2 separate regions of the Homo sapiens genome follow, and region 2 is linked to region 1. Evidence: read pairs that join two places in POLR2A ChIA-PET (ENCODE). Cell type or tissue: OCI-LY7. All regions are shown on one strand. Links, peaks and the distances in the headings refer to the core of each region. The heading gives the core; the rest is flanking DNA.

Evidence for each region. ChIA-PET counts read pairs that join two places held together with the same protein. Peaks named below come from ENCODE experiments on the same cell type or tissue, not always from the same donor. Only the 100,000 strongest peaks of a DNase experiment are listed, where the experiment ranks them.
Region 2: POLR2A ChIA-PET joins it to region 1 with 19 read pairs; 3 of 35 experiments call an interaction of 5 or more read pairs at or near these places.

Annotation. Positions count from the first base shown.
Region 1 is chr7:100,448,374-100,456,696 of GRCh38, forward strand. It overlaps TSC22D4-C7ORF61 (TSC22D4-C7orf61 readthrough), which reads right to left. Exons shown (of 6, transcript NM_001395846.1): 6 at 8,247-8,323. It overlaps SPACDR (sperm acrosome developmental regulator), which reads right to left. Exons shown (of 3, transcript NM_001004323.3): 3 at 8,247-8,323. Among named protein-coding and RNA genes, the nearest start is that of SPACDR, 12 kb to the right of the region's middle. RefSeq lists a silencer at 2,417-2,516. In OCI-LY7, for the core only: CTCF peaks have their summits at 2,271 (motif pointing left) and 2,477 (motif pointing left); DNase peaks (open chromatin) are centred at 2,228 and 2,498; H3K4me3 peaks cover 940 bases; H3K27ac peaks cover 616 bases.
Region 2 is chr7:100,340,773-100,349,095 of GRCh38, forward strand. It overlaps STAG3L5P-PVRIG2P-PILRB (STAG3L5P-PVRIG2P-PILRB readthrough), which reads left to right. Exons shown (of 17, transcript NR_036570.1): 4 at 5,093-5,196. It also overlaps the pseudogene STAG3L5P. Among named protein-coding and RNA genes, the nearest start is that of STAG3L5P-PVRIG2P-PILRB, 8.9 kb to the left of the region's middle. RefSeq lists an enhancer at 3,916-4,565. In OCI-LY7, for the core only: CTCF peaks have their summits at 801, 3,896 (motif pointing left), 4,096 and 4,718 (motif pointing left); DNase peaks (open chromatin) are centred at 749, 3,930, 4,269, 4,777 and 2 weaker places; H3K4me3 peaks cover 426 bases; H3K27ac peaks cover 4,446 bases.

The sequences.
Region 1 (8,323 bases), core at 196-8,195:
AGCTACTCAGGAGGGTGAGATAGGAGAATCGCTTGAACCTGGGAGGCAGAGGTTGCAGTGAGTCAAGATTTCACCACTGCACTCCAGCCTGGGCGACAGAGTGAGACTCTGTCTCAAAAAAAATAAATAAAAATAAATAAAATAAATAAGGCCGGGCCCGGTGGCTCATGCCTGTAATCCCAGCACTTTGGGAGGCTAACTAAGGTGGTAGATCACCTGAGATCAGGAGTTTGAGACCAGCCTTGCCAACATGGTGAAACCCCGTCTCCACTAAAAATACAAAAATTAGCGGAGTGTGGTGGCAGATGCCTGTAATCACAGGTACTCGGGAGGCTGAGGCAGGAGAATCGCTTGAACCTGGGAGGCAGAGGTTGCAATGAGCCGAGATCACGCCACTGCACTCCAGCCTGGGCAACAAGAGCGAAACTCCTTCTCAAACAACTAAAAACAAAACAAAACAAACAAATAAATAAATATTAAAATTAAATAAAATATAGCCTAGGCTCAAAGCAGAGCCCTGAGAATCAGGGCCCAGTCCCTTCCCCACAAGTTACTACCACAGACACACCTTGCCAGTCCTTCAACCTGAGAAAAACCTCGAAATGCCCCACACTTTTTCTACTGGCCCCCAGGCTGAGGAAAGGCCAGGGCACAGGGAGTGTTTTGTAGAGATGAGGTCTGGCTATGTAGCCCAGGCTGGCTTCAAACTCCTGGGCTCAAGCGATCCTGCCACCTTGGACTCCCAAAGTGCTAGGATTACAGGTTTATTCCAAAAGTGCTAGGATTTCAGGTTATCCTGAAAACAAAGGGACGACAAGGGGTGGAGGCTGGGTTAGTTCTGGGCTAGAGGGATAGAGTGGCTGCAGGTGGAACCCGGGGGGCCGGGCAGGATGCGAACTTGGTGGGGAAGGAGGGTTTCCACACCAGTGTGTCCTGGCCAAGAATCGGATGAGGCAGGATTTGTTTTGTTGAATTTTGTTTTGTTTTGAGACAAGGTCTTGCTCTGTTAACCAGGCTGGAGTGCAGTGATGCAATCACAGCTCACTGCAGCCTCTAACTCCTGGACTCAAGCAATTCTCCCACCTCAGCCTCCCAAGTAGCTGGGACTTTTAGGTGCATGGCACTATGGCCAGTTAATTTAATTATTATTTATTTTTTCTTTTCTTTTCTTTTCTTTTTTTTTTTTTTTGAGACGGAGTCTCATTCTGTTGCCCAGGCGGAGTGCAGTGGCGCAATCTCGGCTCACTGTAACCTTTGCCTCCCGGTTTCAAGCGATTCTCCTGCCTCAGCCTCCTTAGTAGCTGCGATTACAGGCGCCCACTACCATGCCCGGCTGATTTTTGTATTTTTAGTAGAGACAGGGTTTCACCATGTTGGCCAGGTTGGTCAGGAACTCCTGATCTCAGGTGATCCACCCTCCTCCGCCTCCCAAAGTGCTGGGATTACCGGCGTGAGCTACCGCACCCGGCCTAAAATTATTTTTTTTAGAAATAGGGTCTCATGGTTGGGCGCAGTGGCTCACGCCTGTAACCCCAGCACTTTGGGAGGCCAAAGCAGGTGGATTATTTAAGGTCAGGAGTTCCAGACCAGCCTGGCCAACATGGTGAAACCCCATCTCTCTACTAAAAATACAAAAAAATGAGCTGGGCGTGGTGGCACATGCCTGTAATCTCAGCTACTCGGGAGGCTGAGGCACGACAATCGCTTGAACCTGGGAGGTGGAGGTTGCAATGAGCCGAGATCGCGCCACCGCATTCCATCCTGGGCGACAGAGCAAGACTCCGTCTCAAAAAAAAAAAAAAAAGCGACAGATGGGGTCTCACTATATTGCCCAGGCTGGTCTTGAACTCCTGGGCTCAAGCAGTTCTCCCTACCTTGGCCTCCCGAAATGTCAGGATTACAGACATGAGCCATCATGCGCAGTGGAGAAGCTGTTTTCACTAGAAACTAACCGTCCCGTGGAAGCAGTGTCACCAGTGCCCATTTTATGCTCTGGAGACCCTTTAGTGTTTAAGAATCCATCCGCTAATGTCGGCTCCCCCATCGGCTAATGTCGTAGGGGTGCTGGGAGGAGCGGCAGAGCCCGCGGTCAGGGTCTCCGGGGGCTCACATAGGGAGGTCTCTCTGTTCCCGGCTATGGCCTAGAGCCCCTCTAGCAGTTCCTCCACCACCCCCATTAGGCCGTAGGGGCTTCCCCAGCCAGAGGCCAAGGGCGACGCGACCTTAACGCCGGTCCGCGCACCGCGGCGCCACCTGGAGGTCAGGACCAAGACGAGACAGGCTGTTCAAGTCCCCCAGCTTCGCCGCGGCCGCCACGCCCGACCACCCGGCCCCCGCTGGCGTCCCTAGCTGGCCCCCTACAGGTCTTACCCGCGCTTGTTGCCCCCAGACCCAGGCTTCTCCCCACCTGCACCCACCAGACTGGGAAGGTGGCCAGACTAGACCGAGGGCTGAGGCGGGAGAGACTCCGCCCCCGAGGCCCCGCCCCCTTCTGACAGCAGACGAGGCTGACGTCACTGGATTGGGCAGGTGTCCAGGTGTCCTCTCTCCAGCTGCATCTCCCCTCCTCCACCCAAGGGGAGTCCTCAGTCCCCCAGGCCAGAGTCTCCAATACCCCAAGGTGCCTTCTGTGATCTCCCCGCAGTGCAGCCTCCGGGGCACCCCCCACCCCAATAAAACTCATCTCCGGTTAAAATATCGATTCCAGCGGGCGTGGTGGCTCATGCCTGTAATCCCAACACTTTGGGAGGCCGAAGTGGTCAGATCACCCGAGGTCAAGAGTTCGAGACCAGCCTGGCCAACATGGTGAAACCCCGTCTCTACTAAAAATATAAAAATTAGCCGGGCGTGGTGGTGCACGCCTGTAATCCCAGCTACTCTGGAGGCTGAGGCAGGAGAATCGCTTGAACCCGGGAGGCGGAGGTTGCAGTGAGCCGAGATTGTGCCACTGCACTCCAGCTTGGGCAACAGAGTGAGACCCCATCTCAAAAAAAAAAAAAAAAAAAGGATTCCCAGACCCCACCTCAGTTTCTGACTTTGAGGCCAAAAATCTGGTTTTTGTTTTGTTTTGTCTTGTCTGGTTTGAGACAGGCTCTCGCTCTGTTGCCCAGGCTGGAGTGCAGCGGCATCATCATGGTTCACTGCAGCCTCAAACTCCTGGGCTCAAGCCATCCTCCACCTCAGCCTCCCGAGCAGCTGGGACCACAGGCACATACCACCACCACCAGCAGCTACTTTTCTTTTTTGTCTGTTTGTTTTGTAGAGATGGGGTCTGGCTATGTAGCCCAGGCTGGCCTCAAACTCCTGGGCTCAAGTGATCCTGCCACCTTGGACTCCCAAAGTGCTAAGATTACAGGCATGAGCCACCACACCCAGTTGGAATCTGTGGGTTTTTTTTTTTTTTTCAGACGGAGTCTTGCTCTGCTGCCCAGGCTGGAGTGCAGTGGCTTGATCTCGGCTCACTGCAACCTCTGCCTCCCAGGTTCAAGCGATTCTCCTGCCTCAGCCTCCCAGATAGGTGAGATTACAGGCACCTGCCATCATGCCCAGCTAATTTTTATATTTTTGTAGAGACAGGGTTTCACCATGTTGACCAGGCTGGTCTTGAACTCCTGACCTCAGGTGATCCACCCGCCTTGGCCTCCCAAAGTGCTGAGATTACAGGCGTGAGCCACCGTTCATGGCCTGGAATCTGTGTTTTTTTTTTCTTATTTTATTTTTTGTTTTTGTTTTATTTTTTTGAGACAGAGTCTCGCCCTGTCACCGGGCTGGAGTGCAGTGGTGCAATCTCCACTCACTACAACCTCTACCTCCCGGGTTCAAGCAATTCTCCTGCCTCAGCCTCCCAAGTAGCTGGGACTACAGGTGAGTGCCGCCACGCCTGGCTAATTTTTCGTATTTTTAGTAGAGACGGGGTTTCACTGCGTTAGCCAGAATGGTCTCCATCTCCTGACCTCGTGATCCACCTGCCTCAGCCTCCCAAAGTGCTGGGATTACAGGTGTGAGCCACCATGCCCGGCCTGGAATCTGTGTTTTTAACAAGCTCTCAGGAGATTGTGATATGTCCTAAGCTTCAGAATCCCAACAGTCTACATTCCCATGCAGTGTGGCAGTGATTCCCAAACTTCAGCAGGCGTGTTCAAACAGATTGCTGGCCCCCATCCTAGGGTTTTTGATTCAGTAGGTCTGCGGTGCAGGGCCTGGAGTTTGAATTTCTACTACTCTCTGGGGAATGCGATGCTCTGGTCCAGGACCACACTCTAATAACTATTTCATTTATTTTCCTTTTTTTTTTTTCTTGAGACAGAGCCTTGCTTTTGAGACAGAGATTCAGACAGGTTAATTCACTTGCTGAAGGTCACACAGCCAGGAAAGGCAGAATTTGAACCTGGTCTTTGTGAGCCCAAAGGCTGGGCTGGTTCTGTCTCCGGCAACTGCTAGTTAGCACCTCCCAGGAACTTACCTTGTTTCTGCAGGTTAACTCAACACTCCCTGAAGCCTGAGGAAGTTTGTTATTTTTATTTTTATTTTTTGAAGACAGAGTCTGATTCTATCGCCCAGGCTGGAGTTCAGTGGCGTGATCTCAGCTCACTGCAACCTCTGCCTCCCAGGTTCAAGCAATTCTCCTGTCTCAGCCTCCCGAGTAGCTGGGATGACAGGTGCGCGCCACCATGCCCAGCTAATTTTTTTTTCTTTTTTTGAGATGGAGTCTCACTCTGTCACCCAGACCAGAGTGCAGTGGCAAGATCTCAGCTCACTGCAAGCTCCGCCTCCCAGGTTGACACCATTCTCCTGCCTCAGCCTTCCAAGTAGCTAGGGCTACAGGTGCCGGCTACCACGCCCAGCTAATTTTTTGTATTTTTAGTAGAGACGGGGTTTCACCGTGTTAGCCAGGATGGTCTCGATCTCCTGACCTCGTGATCCTCCCACCTCGGCCTCCCAAAGTGCTGGGATTACAGGCGTGAGCCACCATGCCCAGCCAATTTTTGTATTTTTAGTAGAGGGTTTCGTCATGTTAGCCAGGCTGGTCTCGAACTCCTGACGTCAGGTGATCCACCCACCTCAGCCTCCCAAAGTGCTGGGATTACAGGTGTGAGCCACTGTGCCCAGCCATCAAGTCATCATTTTATTTAAGGAGCTTGAGTCTCAGTGAAGGAAAGTGACTCTCAAAAATCACCAAGTGCCTGCGATCCCAGCCCTTTGGGAGGCAGAAGCAGGAGGATTGACCAGGAGATGGAGGCTATAGTGAGCTATGATTGTGCCACTGTCCTCCTGTCTGGCCAACTGAGCGAGACTCTGTCTCAAAAATAAATAAAAAATAAAAATAAGAGTCGTACAGCAAAGTAGTAGCAATATTGAGACTAGGACCAAGGTCTCTTGACTCCGCATCAAGGGCTCCTCCTACTACTTCCTGCACATGGTATTCTTTATCACTTCCAAAATGACATTCCTAGCTGGGTGCAGTGGTTCACACCTGTAATCCCAGCACTTTGGGAGGCCGAGGTAGGAGGATTGCTTGAGGCCAGGAGTTTGAGACCAGACTGGGCAACATAGCTAGAACCCATCGCCACAAATATTAAAAAAGAATTAGCTGGGCATGGTGGCATACACCTGTAGTTTCAGCTATTCGGGAGGCTGTGGTGGGAGGATCGCTTGAGTCCAGGAGTTGGAGGCTGCAGTGAGCCATGATTGCGCCACTGCCCTCCAGCCTGGGCAACAGAGCCAGACCCTGTCTCTAAAAAACAAAAACCACTGGCCGGGTGCAGTGGCTCACGCCTGTAATCCTAGCACTTCGGGGAGCTGAGACAGGTGGATCATCTGAGGTCAGGAGTGCAAGACCAGCCTGGACAACATGGTGAGACCCTGTCTCTACTAAAAATACAAAAGTTAGCCGGGTGTGGCCAGGCGCGGTGGCTCATGCCTGTAATCCCAGCACTTTGGGAGGCCAAGGCAGGCGGATCACGAGGTCAGGAGATCAAGACGATCCTGGCTAACATGGTGAAACCCCGTTCTCTACTAAAAATACGAAAAAAAATTAGCCGGGCGTGGTGGCATGTACCTGTAATCCCAGCTACTCAGGAGGCTGAGGCAGGAGAATGGTGTGAACCCGGGAGGCGGAGCTTGCCGTCAGCGGAGATCATGCCACTGCACTACAGCCTGGGTGACAGAGTGAGACTCTGTCTCAAAAAAAAAAAAAAAAAAACCAAAAAACAAAAACGGTTACATGGGTGTGGTGGCAAGCACCTGTAATCCCAGCTACTCCAGAGGCTGAGGCAGGAGAACCACTTGAACCCCACGGGCGGAGGTTGCAATGAGCCGAGATCACACCACTGCACTCCAGCCTTGGCGATAGAGTGAGACTCCATCTCAAAAAAACACACAAAAAAACTGTCATCAAGAGGCAGCTTCCTTCTGCCCACCCCTTTCCTTCCTCTCCCACAAGTCTGCCTGTGCCTGCTCAGCCAAGCCTAGACAGGGCTCCAGATCTGGGGAAGGAGAGAGTGATGGGATGTGCCTTGGTTGCTGGCTGAACCCACCTTCCTTAATTTCCCTTCCACTCCCAAGAGCTGAAGAAGCCAAAGACAAACGAGAGCAGTATTCCTTTCCACAAGCCCACAGCGTCAAGCCTGGATGAGCTCCTGGGCCTGTAGCTACTTGCAAGGCTATTTTACCAGTGACCCTCAGAGGCCCAGCTTCGTCCTACTCTCCCCTCCCCTCCTCTCACTGAAACCTCAGGTCCCCAGCGATGAGGAGCTCATCTCTAAAGACTCGGAGGGGCTGATCCCGGATGTTAGACAGCTAGGTACTACTCCAAACCTCAGGACCCATTAAATCTCAGGGCTTCCTGGGACTCAGATCCTGCACCAACACCATTCACCCCCAGAAGGGTTCCTGGCAGATAATAGAGACGTGATGAATAATTGGTGATTGAAAACTCCAGACATGAGCTGCTCTTTATTAGTCTGTTTTGAGGCCCCGCCTGAAAACCTGAAAGCAGGCTTTGACTTTAGGCTTCACTCAGGACTGATTCCCAGTGAAGTCACTTAACTCATGTGTTGAACACCTGCTGTGTAACATGTGCAGAATGAAAGCTACATGACCTTTCTTTTCTCTTTCTTTTTTTTTTTTTTTCTGAGATAGAGTCTCACTCTGTTGCCCAGGCTGGAGTGCACTGGTGCAATCTCACCTCATTGCAACCTCTGCCTCCCGGGTTCAAATTATTCTGTCTCAGCCTCCCAAGTAGCTGGGATTATAGACACATGCCACCACACCCAGCTAATTTTTTGTATTTTTAGTAGAAACGGGGTTTCACCATGTGAAAAAGATGTTTTAAGAGATAAGGTCTTGTTATGTTGCCCAGGCTGGTCTCAAACTCCTGAGCTCAAGCAATCCTCCCGCCTCAGTCTCCCAAGGTGCTGGGATTATAGGCATGAGTCACCGTGCCCGGCCTTGCTGTTGCTTTTGTGAAACAACCCTGCTTTTTCCTGGAGAGCCACCTCTGCACCTTCATGTGGCTTGGCTACTCCGAGAGGGGACCTGAGGCTGCTGGGTCTCCCTTCTTGTTGTCTCCGTTGCCCTCCAACCTCCTTCCAAATTGCCACAGCCTCCCTCTAGGTCCTTATTCCCACGGTGCCAGGCCAAATCCCTCACCCAGCTCCTAGGCTGCAGCCTTCACCCGGCCCTGCCGTGAGCATGGTCCCTGTAGAGCCCCCTGGAGGTGTAGTTTCAGCTCTTGGTGAGGCGCGGGCAGCAGGCAGCGGGGCTGGAGTTCCTTCACAGCACGTGGATGCATCTCCCACAGCCCCCATGTGCGTCTGCAGACGCACAACTCTCCACAGCCAAGCCCATGGCAAAGCCCTTCAGCACCAGAGAGGCAGGGTAGTGGGCTACCCCTGGGAGCTGGCAGTTTCCAGCAAGGCCTCCTTTGCTGAGCCTTGGACAAGTCCCGTAATCCACCCTAAATACCTTTCTTGTAGGATCGCTAAGGACAGCAGCTGACGGGACTGGGTCCTTGGTGAATGGCAGCTGTTACCGTCCTTATAAGGAAAGGTGGAGTTACAAACAGGCATTTTGGCCCCAAGAAGGGGGTGGGACCCAGAGCAGAAACGTGCTGACCATGCTTCCCCCCAAATAGACCCACAGGTGACCCCTACTGGGATTTAGGCCCTCACCTTAGGGGTCTCTCCCTGACCCACCCAAACTCCTCTCATCCCCTCCCGCCGTCCACAAACACACTCCATACTGACTCAGAACTATCTGATATTTATTTCCCAATATTTTGATACTTGTTTTACAACTGGAATACATGGAATGAAGGGGCTGA
Region 2 (8,323 bases), core at 137-8,136, 110 kb before region 1:
CTCACACCTGTAACTCCAGCACTTTGGGAGGCCAAGACGGGCAGATCACTTGAGGTCAGGAGTTCGAGACCAGCCTGGCCAACATGGCGAAACCCCATCTCTACTAAAAATACGAAAAGGTAGCTGGGCGTGGTGGTGCACCTGTGTATTCCTTTCATCTTTCTCATTATAGGATTTCTGACAGGACTCTGGGCCCCTCCCCAGCTCCACTCCCTACCTCAAGAATGTGACCATTTGGAAAAGGCAAAGAGAAAAGGAGCAAAATGAAGCATTCCCCCAGGCTTCAGCCCTGGGCTCTGAGGGGAAAGAGTGGGGCATTGTTTTTCTAACCTAACCTTTCCCTCTGGTGATGTTGGGGTAGAGAAGCCGAGAGACCCTGTCCTCCCTAATGCACTGTGGCCCAGTCCCCTTGCCTTTTTCCTGTTCTGTTTGGAGTGGAGAAGGGCAGCACCTCTGTGTTTAATGGAAGTAGCCCATAGTCTCCTGGATTTTTGGAACATCTTTTTCAGCCTATTTTGTGTCCTAATGATTCACTCAATAAACATGTTTGAATCCACACGTTCCCAAGGTGTGGCTTGAGATCGTTAAACTGATGGAGGTCAGGTTCTTGGTCCGCCTTGTCCCATGGCCCAGTGTATAGGTGTCCCCACACCCCGCAGGTGCTTTGTCTACAGGCTCTCCAGGAAGTATTGCTTAGTAACTGAGAGGCGGGGTGAGGCAGTAGAGATGGGGAGAGTTTGACTGCCTGTGAGTAGTTTATCTAGTGGCCTCAGCCTCTGCAGTAGTAAAAGTTGTGCTGACAGGTGGCAGAGTGGAGCAGGACCTTGTGAAACTACCTGTCTCACCCACGTGAGCCAGGCCAGACCCTGTGTCCTGGCAGCCTTCATCCATGGGTTCTTTCCAAAGGAAATTTTATCCTCTCATCCGAAAGATACCTGTCATAATTTGGAATTTGATCAAATCACAGTATCTGAGAGTTAAAAGGAAACTAAGGAGTTACTCTAAATGTCCAACCCTAAAATCCAAGTGACAATGTCACCTTCACTCTTGCCTTCTCCAGCTAGTTCTTCACCAAATTCTGTCAAGACTTGGTGAAGAAAATTCTCTGGCCTATGTCCTCCACACATTGTCACCATCGTCTCTCACCTAGACTGCCACAGTGCAGCCTCAGGGCCAGCCTCTTGAAACTCAGACAGACTTGTTTGCTCTTGTTTTGCCTTGTGGAGCAGCACAGCACCTCTCTTCTCTCTTGTCCCTCTGACAAGCAGTATTTGAAGACAGATGTTGTCATTTTGTACTTTCACTGTTTTCTTTTGTGGTTTAAGGAATGCTTCAGCCTTTCTCTTTAGATATAATTTCTAGTTCTTCCCATCATGGGCACCTGCTTTAGTGACAGGTTCTCACTGTGGTCTCCTAGGCCAGACACAGCCATCCAGCTAGTGATCTGTGCAGAAGGAGCCGTGACTTCCTGCGATCAGGTCACTCAGCCAAGACCGCCTCGCCCCTTCCATTCTCCCTCCCCTCCCCCACCTGCCCCTCCCAGATGAAAGCTAGAAGAAATTGAGTTGTGAGTCTCCTTTTGGAAAGGTAGCCCTGGGGGAGTCCGAGCTGGGGTGTGGGGGAAGGCTAACTCATTCGGCGATCTTTAGCCTGTATTCAGGTAGAATAGTTCTGGGGAAAGGAGCCTGTTTTGTGGGATGAGGGAACAGAGTGGGAGAACTGAGGAGAAGATGCGGAGGTCTTTAAGAATCCAGGAGGGGAACGATTCCTGAGTTATTTAAATACCAACCAAGCTAAGGGTGCTTCACAAGAGGATAAGAGCAGCTTGGGGGCTTTGCATCAATATGGACACCTGTGTACAGCCAGGCAGCCCAGTGCACTGGGTTGAGTCACAGCCTTAGAATCTGGGAGCTTGACACCATGCTCTCTAAAGCCTTTGACACTGTTTATTGAGAGGCTGGGTCTAGGTTGTCTCCTCTTGAATATGGGCTTCGTGATGCTTGACTAATAGAAGATGGTGGAAATGATGCCATGCTAGTTAGTGGGCCCAGATTTTAAGGAAACTGGCAGTTTCCGTTTCCTGTCTCTTCCTGTACCTGGGTTCACACTGGGAACCCGGTCACCATTCTGTGAGCAAGGCCAGCAGTCAAAGGAAAAGGCCGTGTGTAGGTGTTCTTGCCAGCAGTCCTCACCGAGGTCCCAGCCAACATCCATGTTGGCTGCCAGACTCAGTCAAGACGGGAGTCAGATGATTCCAACCTCCCCTGTTTTTCAGTTTTCCCAGCTGAGGTCCAGACATCAGGGAGCAGAGACAGCCCATCTTTTCTGTGCACTTTGCAAATTCCTGACTGTGGAGTCCATGAGCATAATAAGATGGTGGTTGACAGCACTCAGTCTGGAGGGGTTTGTTACGTAGCCAAAGCAACTGGAACTGGGCCTTAGAGTCATAAGACTCCCAATGTTAGGACATTTATATCAAGGTTTTTTTAAAAATTGTAAGTTATATAAACATATACTAATTCTTCTATATTATACACATTAAAAATGTAACACATGAGTTGAAATAAGTGTTTTAAAATATTTCATTGGTTAGCACTGCAAAATACCTTTTTGCTCTTTTTTTTTTTTTTTTTTTTTTTTTTTTTTGAGACGGAGTCTCGGTCTGTCACCCAGGCTGGAATTGCAGTGGCACGATCTCAGCTCACTGCAAGCTCCACCTCCTGGGTTCACGCCATTCTCCTGCCTTAGCCTCCCGAGTAGCTGGGACTACGGGCGCCCGCCACCATGCCCAGCTACCTTTTGTATTTTTAGTAGAGACGAGGTTTCACTGTGTTAGTCAGGATGGTCTCGATTTCCTGACCTCATGATCCGCCCGCCTCGGCCTCCCAAAGTGCTGAGATTATAGGCGTGAGCCACCGCGCCCGGCCACCCTTTACTTTCAAAAAAGGGTTTAGTGAGAACAAAGTGAGAAACATTTTTTTAAATCATGGTTCAACATTTTCTGAAGTTCAGTTGAAAGTTCAGTTTAGTGCTGGGTGCGGTGGCTCAGGCCTGTAATCCCAGCACTTTGGGAGGCCAGGGTGGGCAGATCAGGAGGTCAAGAGATTGAGACCATCCTGGCCAACATGGTGAAACCCTGTCTCTACTAAAAATACAACAAAATTGGTGGCATGCGCCTGTAGTCCCAGCTACTCAGGAGGCTCAGACAGGAGAATCGCTTGAACCCGGGAGACGGAGGTTGCAGTGAACCGAGATTGCACCACTGCACTCCAGCCTGGCAACTGGACGAGACTCTGTTTCAAAAAAAAAAAAAAAAAGTTCAATTTATTCTGATACTTAATTTTAATGACCTTCATAACTGCCAGGAGTACCTCTCAAAAACAGGCAAATCCAAGTGGATTAGGTGCCTCTTTGCAGTTACCACTTTTTAAATAGATCCAAACCTGCTGAAAATCTTCATCTAGAAGACTTGTGAACAGGTCAGAGGATGATTTCCCGGCGCAGACAACAGTGCTCTCATGAGGACAGGCATTGTCTGGGAGCACAAAACCTGAAGTGTGTGAGCTGCAGTGTGTGGTGATGGGCTGGGGGTTTGCCTCTCTTCCCTCAGGATACTGATCATTTTCCAGGGGAATCATGACTTATCATGTTTTTATCTACACTTGATCTTGGCCAAAAGGCCAAGAAGCGATACTGTCTTTTTGTCTTAAAAGGTTAGAATGTTTCTTTATTTCTACTGCACAACATCTGTGGATACTTTTTTGTGCACGCCCTCACCCTGACAGGCTCAGCTGTGAAGGGTTCATGCCAGCAAGCCCCCTGCTGGCCGTCCAGGACAGCCCAGGGCTCTGGCTTCTCAGCAGCACCTCCCACTGGCCAGGCCCAGGCCAGGCTGGACAAGCTGAGGCCAGCTTAGGTAGCAGGCATGGAGGCCTTTGCCCAGCCTGGTAAGTGATGCAGAGCAGTGCTTTTCAGGGGCTGGCACTGTAGGGTCCAGCCCTACTGGGTCTGTGGGTTTTTCTCCTCGTGTGCGGAGATGAGAGATGGTAGAAATGAAGACACAAGACAAAGAGATAGAAGAAAAGACAGCTGGGCCAGGGGGACCACTACCACCTAGACGCGGAGACCAGTAGTGGCCCTGAATGCCTGACAGCGCTGCTATTTATTGTATACAAGGCAAAGGGGGCAGGGTAAGGAGTGTGAGTCATCTCCATTGATAGATAAGGTCACATGAGTCACGTGTCCACCAGACAGGGGGCCTTTCCCTTTTAGGTAGCTGAGGCGGAGAGAGAGAGGACAGTGTACGTCATTATTTCTTCTATGCTCTTCTCAGAAAGATCAAAGACTTTAATACTTTCACTAATTCTGCTACTGCCATCTAGAAGGTGGAGCCAGGTGTACAGAGCGGAACATGAAAGTGAAACAGGAGGGTGACTGCTGAAGCACAGCATCACAGGGAGACGGTTAGGCCTCCGGATGGCTGTGGGCGGGCCTGACTGATGTCAGGCCTTCCACAAGAGGTGGTGGAGCAGCGTCTTCTCTAACTCCCCCAGGGAAAGGGAGTCTCCCTTTCCCGGTCTGCTAAGTAACAGTTATCTTCCCAGGCACTGGCACCACTGCTAGACCAAGGTCTGCTAAGTAACGGGTGCCTTCCCAGGCACTGGCATTACCACTAGACCAGGGAGCCCTCTAGTGGCCCTGTCCGGGCGTGACAGAGGGTTCACACTCCTGCCTTCTGGTCACTTCTCACCATGTCCCTTCAGCTCCTATCTCTGTATGGCCTGGTTTTTCCTAGGTTATAATTGTAGAACAAAGATTATTATAATATTGGAATAAAGAGTAATGCTATAAACTAATGATTAGTAATATTAATATATAATCATATCTATAATCTATTTCTAGTATCACTATTCTTATTCTATGTATTTTCTTTATTATACTGGAACAGCTTGTGCCCTCGGTCTCTTGCCTTGGCAGCTGGGTGGCTTGCCTCCCACATGGCACTGCTGGGCATTGTCTGTTAATATTGAATAATTGTTTTAAGATTATTTTCAATGATTTTCAATAAGGCTTTACCTTTTTTAACTTGCAGTGTGGCCATGAGGTCTGCCGGAAGTGACTTGTTGGTGTTATCTCCTGAGTTAAAATGTGAAGGGATTTTTTTTTTTCAGATTACTGAGAGTCTTCAGTTACTAGGTAAGTCGCCCCATCCTTATTACTCCAGGTGACACTGACTGGGGTTTATGGGATGAAAGAGGAGTGTGTGCTTGGATGATGGGGTGTGATAGTGAAGGGGTGAAAGGTTTCTTCTCACACATAGACATCGTGAGGTCTTCCTTGAGCTCTTTAGAGCCTTCCCTCGGGATAGGATGAAATACTGAGATCCTAGAAAGGATTCACAAGACGAGTCACTCATCAGTGCAGATTCACCGATTCACCCCTAGATGTGTGTGGGATTTGGATGGCAGAGAGAAACAGGCACTGAAGATTTTTGGTCAGGACAGGGCAGAGAAATAAGGAGAAGAGTTGAAAATTCACCAAAGGATAGATAAACCCGGGGCGTTTAGAGAAAACCTGTAGTGTGCAAAGGAGCCCAGAATCCTGGGGAAACTTGGAGGGAAATATACTTAATTTGATTCACTAAGTTAGGCCCAGTGAAGGGATTGGGTGGCATAGGTAGAAGCCGAAAAATAAAGCATCTTGTATTGCTGGAATAGCCTCTGTTTCTGAGGTCACATCCAAACTTAGCGAGGCAGCTTAACCTGGTGAGAGACACGGGTTCAACTCCTGGCTTCTGCACTGCCAGGGCAAAGGACTGCCGTTTGCTGACACAGTCTTGTAATTCAATTTAATTTTTTAACCAAGGTGTGGGAGAAGGCAGCTCCGCATAATGCTGAATATTATGGGTTCTGAAGCGAAAATTTTTGTCAGGGTTTAAATTTTGGCTTCATTGTGTAAGTAGCCCTTCCACCCCGGGCAAGTTATTTCCCACATAAAGCAATTGCTAAGTATGGAGCTGATGTACGTGCATCACTGAGAATGGGTTTAGCACATAGTATCCACTGAAGACGCTATCTTGCATTAGCTGTATTACTGTGATAAAGGATAAGCTATAATTAAAGTTACAGAGGAACAAAAGCAGCCCTTTTCACAACATTTAAAACATGCATGTAAAAATAAATGCAGCAGTGACAAGTCTTATGCTACAAACTCAGAAGAGCAGAAACAACTTTATTTTTCCTCTATGATTTCAAGCTCTTTTTCTGCCCAGCTGCTGAGAAAATTTAACTCCTGAGTCTTCTTGGCTTCCTTCCTTTTCCCTAAGGTTGTGTCAAGTGCCAAAGCATTTAGGGGAGGGAGGAGGCCTCTAGTCCTCTGTCAAAAATATTTTGGATTTTTATAGTCATTTCCCTTTCTCTGTGGTGAGACTAGGCCCTCCAGGACCCTGTGTTTTGGCCCCAGGAATTGAGGCCATCTGAATCAGCTGCCTGGGTTCCTGTCTGCAGTGGGCCCCATGGGCCTACAGAAGAACAGAGGCTGCTCAGGGCTGGGCTGTTTGCTGCCCAGAACCAAGGCTAGGATGAGGAGCTCAGACTCTTCCAGTGGAAGCAGTGCTAGGACGGAAGACAGCCGCCCCTGAAGAGGGGACATTGACATACAGTTGATCTGCCTGGGAAGGTGTAATAGAGATGAACTTGTGTCATCGCATCTTTCACACAAGCCACAAAGAAAGCTAATCCTGATTCCTGGTGAGAAGAAACCAAACTCGAGGAATGTTTTATATCACAGGACGGTCACAGCCTGTACTGGGGCACGAGCCAGGGCTGAGTAGAGTGCTGCCCCTGCACTCACTGACTTGATCCTCTCATTTACTCTGTGGAGCAGTCCCTGTTGGGATCCTGCTGCTTTGGGAAATTGCTCTGTTAAGCTTGCAGAGCTATGAAATTGTGGCCCTATTTCAAACCCATGAGGGCCTGATTCTACAGACTGACCACTGGGCTCTTTTACTTCAGCAGGACTTGGGCTGGGGCTGCAGGGATTTCACCAAGGAATGTCAGGCAGGAGGTGGCCATTGTGAAACCTGTCCCATCTTGCCTGTACCTCCTGGCTGAAAGTGGGATGCAGGACTTAGATTGCCAAGCTTAGGAATTATTTGTGGCTCTGCTGTTCACAATTTTGGAGAATGTTAAGGAATACTCAAGAAGTTGTGAGAGTAAGGGCCCTCACATATATCAGAACATGAAAGCATTCCAGTTAGGACCTTGTGATATTGAAACTAGAATAAGCAACCCAGTGGATAGACTGTGAAAGAGAATCCACATATAGACCTATGTGTAAGAATTTATGATCAAGGTGGCATTTTGAAACAGTAGGGAAGGAGCCCAGCAGCAAATGGTCTGGGGAATCCTGGCCCTCCACCTGAGACGTTACACGGCTCTTTTTTTGAGACGGAGTTTTGCTCTTGTGCCCAGGCTGGAGTGCAATGGTGGGATCTCGGCTCACCACAACCTCCGCCCCTGGGTTTAAGCGGTTCTCCTGCCTCAGCCTCCCAAGTAGGTGGCATTACAGGCATGCGCCACCACACCCAGCTAATTTTGTATATTTAGTAGAGATGGGATTTCTCCATGTTGGTCAGGTTGGTCTCGAACTCCTGACCTCAAGTGATCCACCTGCCTCGGCCTCCCAAAGTGCTGGGATTACAGGCATGAGCCACTGCACCCAGCTACACAGCCTTTTTTTTTTTCTTTTTTTGAGACAGAGTCTCGCTCTGTCACCCAGGCTGGAGTGCAGTGGCGCGATCTCTGCTCACCGCAAGCTCCGCCTCCCGGGTTCACGCCATTCTCCTGCCTCAGCCTCCTGAGTAGCTGGGACTACAGGCGCCCGCCACCACACCCAGCTAATTTTTTTCGTATTTTTAGTAGAGACAGGGTTTCATCGTGTTAGCCAGGACAGTCTCGATCTCCTAACCTCATGATCTGCCTGCCTCGGCCTCCCAAAGTGTTGGGATTACAGGCATGAGCCACCATGCCCGGCCTACACAGCCTTTTTAACACCACCTCCAAAGTAAAGTTCTTCATGGACTAGGAAGAAACTCTTTATAGAGTTATGCATAAAAACAAAGCCATAAAAATATTTTCATAATCTTAGCCTTCCTAAGGAATACACAAACAGAAATGATAATGTTAAAGATCAAGCCTCATGAGAATTCAAACAGGGAGGGGAACAGAAGGAGCTGGCCAAAGGAGAACTTTGTGTTCTATGTTGTTTGAATCTTACACAATGAGAATTTAGGGGATAATGTGACTTAAAAAATTGAAAAAAA